3 separate regions of the Mus musculus genome follow, and regions 1 and 3 are each linked to region 2. A link is a loop called in an ENCODE intact Hi-C map of the cell type or tissue named here. Cell type or tissue: left cerebral cortex. All regions are shown on one strand.

Region 1 (2,500 bases), 150 kb before region 2:
GTCTCCTCATAGCAGCCTTCAGATGAAGATATAGAACTCTCAGCTCCGCCTCCACCATGCCTGCCTGGATGCTGTCATGCTCTCACCTTGATGATAATGGACTGAATCTCTGAACCTGCAAGCCAGCCCCAACTAAATGTTTTATAAGAGTTGCCTTGGTCATGGTGTCTGTTTATAGTAGTAAAACCCTATCTAAAACATAAGGGAATTTTCAGCTACTGAATTGGCCCTTATGTTTAGGTCTTTGCAGTGAAGAGAATATGGGGGAAAATAAATATACAACTACAATCCATGTAGTAGTAATGGTGTGGGGGTGTGCACGTGTGCACGCGCGTGCACATGCACGCATGGGCGTGAACATGATGAGTGATATTGTAATAAACTTCAGAGACTTTCATCTCTTTTACATCTGTAATGCCCCCCCCACCTCCTCCAAGAATTTTCGTACTCATTCAAAGCAGGAATGATTGAATGAGAATCTCACTTTGTTTTTCATTTGCTCCAACCCATAATATATCAGATCCATAATACAGAATCAGAGTAAAAATATTAAAATACTTCCACCAAAATTTGTGCTGTTGTTTTTGGTCCAATAATATAATCCACTAGAGGTTATAAAAGCATCCATAAGTCCAGTCCATATGTCTGATGCCCCTGCGGTGCTTTGAATGCCTTACCTAGAGCACTTGAGGACTTGGGTTCATCCCCAGGGCTGTGGAATAATTCTTGCCTTTGGTTAAACCATAAACTGGAAACAGGCTCAGGTTTAAACAATTTTATATTTAAAATGACTTATTTTGGAATAAGGAATGGTATAACCATGGCCCCATGCCATGACGTCTTCCTGTTTTTGTTCTTGATGTTGTCATGACCATATGTGTCGAGGTGGATCTGAGGAGGAGGTACCGCCCCGGTGGTGTCTTACTGAACAGCTGCAAAGAGCAGCTTAGCTTCTGGGAGAAATGTCTTGAAGGCCTCAGCTCTGCTCCATGAAGAAGACATTTGTTCAGCCACCCACCATGCCATCCATCCTTGAATTTTAATGAGTTAGCCTTTAGGCTGCTAGACAGAAAACAAGCCAGCCGCTCTGCATCAACCCTGCCAGCTTCACACACTGCCTCCGAGACTAGAAATGAACTGTTTTTATTGTCGAATACATGATAATTGGGCTCAAAGAGGAATTTGTCTGAACATGCAAATTACATCTGTAAATAGCAACACTTTGGACTCGAAATCCAGCCACTCTCAAGGCTGATCCTACCTATCCTTCAGTTTGGGTAGCCTTCTCTAGATTCCTGCCCAGAGTTAAACTTTCAACTGTGGGCTTTGCTTCCACTAGGTCTTTCAGTCCTATTGTAACTGATACTGTTAGGTTTTTAGGTATCTGAACCAGCATCAAGTATAGTACCTGTCCCCAAACACTAATTGATTCAGTATTTCTATCATTGCATGCTATCTATCATCAACTATAGTGTCATTTCATCTGTGTCTGCTCCCCTACCCCTAACTAGTCCCCGGCAAGGTGATAAGTTCTTCGAAGGCAAAATTCATCTTATTCACTTGGAATTAAAAAAACCGGAAGTGATGTTGGACAAAATTGAATCTGGTTTATAATGGATGAGCACAAGATGCTGTTGAGGACCCTACATAGGCAAGAGCCGACATTTAAAGACAGGGTGGTTCATGCCATACAAACCCTTACGCTAATACTACAGTCAGCACTTGCATGTGTATTTTCATTCTCTCACTTTGAAAGCTCTTCACTGTTTAGGCCAGCTAGAGATTATCTGTTTTCTGTGAGCAGTAGCTGCGATATTATGTTGACTAATAGATTATACGTGGTAGCTTCCAGTTCAGTTTTTCTCAGATTCTCCGTCAAGACAGGCTATCTTTTCTTAGAACAAGTGGAAAAGCTTGTTCATGTAAACACAGGGTTTCCAGCCTTCAGCCTTGAGCGTCCAGGAGGTCTTTGGGAGAAGACAACAATGAGCCTCTGGCAGGTCACATTCTCTTTAGTAGCTACCTCAGATTTTCCGTGGATCCTCAAGCCCCCTTCTCTCCTCAGATTGTCCGTTCCCTCAGCCGTCCTTCATAGGACAGGACCTTGGTAAGACTTCACTTTCTGTTACACAGTACTCTTTAAGAATTATTAAGGCAGGATGTGTGGAGGTTTGAATGACAATGGCCCCCAACAAGCTCATAGGGAGTGGCATTATTTGAAAGGATAAGGACCTGTGGCCTTGTTGAAGTAGCTGTGGCATTGTTAGAGAAGATTATCTCAGGATGGGGTTGGGGGTGAAGGGGTGCGGGGGTGGGGGCTTTGAGGTTTCCGAAACTCAAACCAGGTTAACTGTCTCTGCTGCTTGCCCATCTAGATAGAACTCTCAGCTCCTTTCCAGCACCATGGCTGCCTGCACACAACCATGCTTCTCACGATAACAATAATGGACCAAACTCTGAACCTGTAAGCCCTCCCCAATAAAATGTTTTCCTCTATAGA
Region 2 (2,500 bases):
AAAGTCCGACCTAGGATTATTCATTCTTGATTATGTCAGAGAACTTGCTGTCTTGGCCTCTAGATTACAACGGGCTGACCTGGTGTTTTCTTGTCCGATGTGATACCAGGTCTGGAGTTGGAAAGCCACATTCCTACCTGACTAACGCAGGAGTCATTTAAGGGTTTAGATGTCAGTGAGCGCGGAAGGTAGGAGAGCAACGTTGTCCTTGCAGTCACTACAAATAAACAGAATCCAAGGATGGTTAATGTTGCCACCGAAGCAAAATCCCAGTCAGCCCTAAGCTTTGGGAAGACCTGCCACTGCAGCCGAGTCCTCACAGGGACCTCTCCCGGGTGGGGTCAGCTTCCAGCCCGGGAAGAGGCGGGAGACGTGCCGCAAGGCCTGGGATGTGGGGTCTAGGCCAGAGAGTCGGGGTGCGGCCGCTCAGCTATGGGATCAACGATCGCAACAGCCCCGGCTGTCCTGGCTCCCACCGCACCTGGCCCCGGCAGAACGCGGCTCTCAGCGAGGGCGCGGCCCCGCCAGGCCAGCGATGGGGCGGGCCGGCGCCACGGGGCGCTCCGCCCCCGATGATGCGGCGGCCTCCGACTGGCCCCCGGCCCGTCACTCACTCCTCACCATGGTTGCAGCACAAAGCAACAAGCCCCGGAGGCCGCTTCCTCCCTGAAGAGTGGCTCCGGCGGCCGCCGAGGCGCAGGAGAAGGAAGAGGCGGGGAAGAGGAGGCGGTCGCCGTTCAGCAGACGCTTGGCGGGGCTGCGCGCTCCGCTCTCGGCCTCGCGCCCGCCGGGGACCCGTGTCTGGCCCGCCGCGCCCGCCCGCCGCACGGACGACGCACAAAGTTGCCTAGAGCGCGGGGGCCGCGCGGGGAGCAGCCGCGCTCAGGCGCCGATGGGGGCGGGCGGCTGGAGCTGCGCGGCCCGCGGGGATGCAGCAGCAGTCGGGAGGCGCGGCCGACAGTAGACGGAGGCGCGGCGCGGCCACGGCGGCCGAGGCCAGCGGGCTCGGTGGCTCCCAGACCTGAGCCGGGCTCACCAGGCTCAGCGCGCGGCCCTCCCTCTCGACCGGCGCGCGAGGACCCGGGACGCGTCAGAGCGAGCGCGGCCGGAGCGGGTAGAGCCAGGGCCCCGCCGGAGAGGCTCCGCCCGCCGTCGCTTGCACCTCCCTAAAAATAACTCGGCCCGCCGGGGCCAGCGCGATCCGCGACCGATCGGGAGCGCTGCCGGGCAGTCGCTGAGTCCGAGTCTACGGACAGCAAGCCGCGAGGAGGAGGAGGGCAGCTCCGGGCTGCACGGACCTTTCGTGCTGTCTGCGCCCCGGCCCCGCGCCTGGGCTGGTTTGCCTCGGGCAGTGGCGCTGGGCCGGGAGGCCGGCGAGTGTGTGGAGCGGACCCGGTGCGCCCCGCAGGGGGAGATGGCGTCCTACGTGGATAATAGCTTCCGCCAAGCGGTGATGAAGAACCCCGCCGAGAGGACCCCCCAGGTGAGACGCGCCGCCACCCGCCGTGGGGTTGGTGTCTGCAGACTGCGCCCTTCCAGTGCCCCGGCACTCCTCTGCTGGGGAAGCATCCCATTTCCCCCATCCAGGACCTTCCCTGCCCCAACTTCCAAGGGCATTCTTTTCAGACTGTTCTGCGATTGCTGCCCTCTCCTCTGCTGTCCTTTTCGTTGCGCTCCCCGTAGCTGACCTTGCCTGCGCCTTTGCGGGACTAGTTGTCTATAGGGTATGCCTTTCTCCGGCCACACTCCTTGGGGTTGAGTCTTGGGGTCAGGTCTCAGCTCCTCTCGGCCGGGTACTCTTGTCACCCTGACTGCAGGCTCAGTTACTCTCTTGCATGTATCCCATCTTTAGAGTTTAGGGGTGTTTAATGAGCTGTAAGCAGGAACTTGCAGGGTTGTGCGATGAACTGACTGGCCTAGGTGGGCCTTGTAAAGTGAAAGCCTGTCTTTAGTTACTACTTTACTTTCTTGAAAGAGGAATGTTGTTATCCATCGAAAGGAAAAAGTTGACAGGCCAGCGCTTTTCATTCCAATTGTAGATGTAAGTGCAGAACAGGCGTATTCGACTCCGTCTTCTTCGCAGGGCAGATTCTTTCGGTTTGCACAATATGGTCAAAATTAGATGAGTGGTTAACGTTTATACAATTGTTTATCCTCAGGTTTTTTTTTTTATTTTTAAACGGAGGGATAGCTGGTGGGTTAGATTTGATTTTTCTTAGATTGGATTAGCGAGGGAGGAGTGTTATAAAAAATGTGGTTTGATTTCCGTTGCTTACTGGCTACATGACGTAGATTCCTAAATGTTGGGATGGCGACTACAGGCGATCCTGCTTGCCAACCCTGCAGGCAAAGAAGATCTACAGATCCTTGGGGCCAGCAAAAACAGCGAGGATCCGATACTTGACAAAAGTTGCTTTGCTTGTCTGGGGATGGGATGCCATCTGTCCAAATCCAAGTGCTGCCCATCTCTGATGATGATTATTTAATGGGCGAGAGACTA
Region 3 (2,500 bases), 280 kb before region 2:
AACAAACAAAGGTCTCATTAGTCCAGGCTGGCTTTAAACTCTTGACAATCTTCCTGCCTTAGCTTCTCAAGTTCTGGGAACACCAACATGAAGCATCGCATTTGAAATGAATTTTGATTAAATCTCATCTCCTTTATTGCATAAAAATTCATTCAAAACACATACAAACACATTCCTATAGTTATATAAGATTTTCTTTTATCTTGTATTTCCAGTTTTATGTAGCCCAGGCTAGCTTCGATCAATTGATGACCTGATCGTCCTGTTAGTGCTTCTCAAGTGTAAGATTACAGTAAGCACGTGCTGCCATCCCTGGCTCCAACTTGGAGAGAATGAGACATTAAACAGAATAGCAGCATTTGTGTGTGTGTGTGTGTGTGTGTGTGTGTGTGTGGTGGGAGGTTGGAAGGTAAATTGTGAGGACTGCCTGGATCATGGTCAGTGCATTTCCGTTAGGCAGACTGGACCTGATTCTGTGCCTTCTATTTGTCTGCCTACCCGTGATGCTGTCGTCTAACGTCTCTGAGTTGTAGAATTACTTTGGAGTCAGGACATGTTAATTCTTCTTGGAATCCTAGACTAGACCAAGATTCCTCAGGTGTCTTCTTTGGTGGCCCTTACCAAGGACATTACAGCCATTTGAGTGCCCGTGGAGATGCGTGGTACTTGTCACTGTTTCTTACGTTCCCTGCCTACTTGTCCACCAGCACTCTTCCCTTCCCATGGATAAGGTTAAATTCAGTGTATTTTGAGCAACAGCAACAACAACAAAAAAATGTGGCTATATTTAGGGCTCGGCCATATTAGGAAAATTGATTCCCACTTTGTGAGTACAATATTAGTACCATGTTCTGTCTTCTCATTTGGTGTTTAAGGGAGAAGAAAGTGCAGTCTTTAACTTTTTTTACTGTGCTATACATTTATTTGTATGCGTGTGGGAACACACACTCCAGTTCTACAGCATGCAGGTGGAGGTCGGGGACAACTTTCAGAACCCTGTTTGCTCCTACCTTGTGTTTACCTGGGACGCTAACTCAGGTGATCAGGCAACAGGTACTCTCTCCTGCTGAGCCACCATGATAGCCCCCATGTGCCATCTCTTGTCATTTGTTCACCTCAGATTTTTTGTTTCCCGATAGGCTTTTTGAGGTAGATGTTCCTGAAGGATGTTGAGGCTGCCTCTCTTCCCTTTTTGTCTTATGTAACCCAGGCTGACCTAGAAGTCCAGCTTTGCCTCAGTCCTCATGTGATCAGATGCTGGGGTTACAGATTCACCAACGTGCTGGGCACTTGTGTGACCTCTCTTGTTATCCGGGCTTTCCACTCCTCCTCCTCCTCCTGCAGTGCTTCCCTGTTTGTGGTTCAGAGAGCGAGAGTGGCTCCAGTCCCACACTGTTTCCAGATCTTATCTGTCAGCCGTCACCTATATATAGGGCATTGTCACAGTCAAGAGTACAACTTACACATTTCATTGATGATCCCAACGCTTGTCTTTTCAGTTTGCCTTGGTAGAAACGGAAAGGAATAAAAAGAGGCTGAATTGTCAGTCTTACCCAAGCAGTTAGGCGCAGTATATAATTGTAATACTTCTAGACTTTGATCCTGCGTCAAATCATAGTGTGTTTGACACTTGAGAAAGTTCTATTTGCCGATCTTCCAAATGCTTTTCACTTTTACTTAATTGATAAGAACCAATTTGAATAACCCTCAGGCTAAAAATGAATGCAATTCAGAACCAGACTGTCTTGAGGTCAACATGCCTACGTAGGACTTAAACATATTGTTTTATATGTATGTATGCCTGAGTGTATGTATGTATGTGCATCTGATGCATGGGAGAGCCCCTGGAGCTGGAGGCACCATGAACCATCATGTGGATGCTAGACAGTAAGTGCTCTTAAATACTCAGCCATCTCTCAGCCCCTACATAGAACTTCTTAATGGTCAAGGTATATCCAATGTCTTCTGTGTCTCACATGTATGTGAAACCTTATCCATATTATCTTTTTTCTCCCTTTTACTGAGGGCCAAACCAAGGATCTCATGTATGCTAGTTAAAACATTATCTTTTTAAAGATTTATTTATTTATTTATTATATGTATATACAAGTACACTGTGGCTGTCTGCAGACACACCAGAAAAGGGCATTGGATCCCATTACCGATGGTTGTGAGCCACCATGTGGTTGCTGGGATTTGAACTCAGGACTTCTGGATGAGCAGTCAGTGCTCTTAACTGCTGAGCCATCTCTCCAGCCCTGCTAAAACACTATTTTAAGATTGTTTTTGTTTGTTTTGAGGCAGAGTCTCATGTAGCCAAGATTCCTTCTGTCTCTACCTCCCAAATGCTGACATTACCATTGTCTGCCACTCTGCATAGCTCTATTATTATTATTATTATTATTATTATTATTATTATTATTATTATTTAATGTTTTGTTGGGCTTCAGACTGAATCTAGAACCTTGCACATGTTAGGAGTTTTCAGGTTTTTATTCTT

The links. Peaks named below come from ENCODE experiments on the same cell type or tissue, not always from the same donor. Only the 100,000 strongest peaks of a DNase experiment are listed, where the experiment ranks them.
Region 1: it touches region 2 in a loop (6-fold over the local background); 8 of 42 quality-filtered maps call a loop at or near these places.
Region 3: a loop joins it to region 2, with 6 times the contacts of the local background. A loop is called at or near these places in 9 of 42 quality-filtered maps.

What each region holds. Positions count from the first base shown.
Region 1 is chr3:79,434,845-79,437,344 of GRCm38, reverse strand. It overlaps a transcript of Gm17359 not described here. Among named protein-coding and RNA genes, the nearest start is that of Gm36442, 76 kb to the left of the region's middle. In left cerebral cortex, a CTCF peak has its summit at 955; DNase peaks (open chromatin) are centred at 949 and 1,821; H3K27ac peaks cover 1,535 bases.
Region 2 is chr3:79,285,447-79,287,946 of GRCm38, reverse strand. It overlaps 6430573P05Rik (RIKEN cDNA 6430573P05 gene), which reads right to left and starts at 1,092. Exons shown (of 2, transcript NR_165170.1): 1 at 138-1,092. It also overlaps a transcript of Rapgef2 not described here. In left cerebral cortex, a CTCF peak has its summit at 1,262; DNase peaks (open chromatin) are centred at 658, 1,140 and 1,817; H3K4me3 peaks cover 2,500 bases; H3K27ac peaks cover 2,500 bases.
Region 3 is chr3:79,563,872-79,566,371 of GRCm38, reverse strand. The region is part of intron 1 of Fnip2 (folliculin interacting protein 2); the gene reads left to right. Among named protein-coding and RNA genes, the nearest start is that of Fnip2, 2.6 kb to the left of the region's middle. In left cerebral cortex, no CTCF peak of the experiment used is centred here; a DNase peak (open chromatin) is centred at 1,336; H3K4me3 peaks cover 113 bases.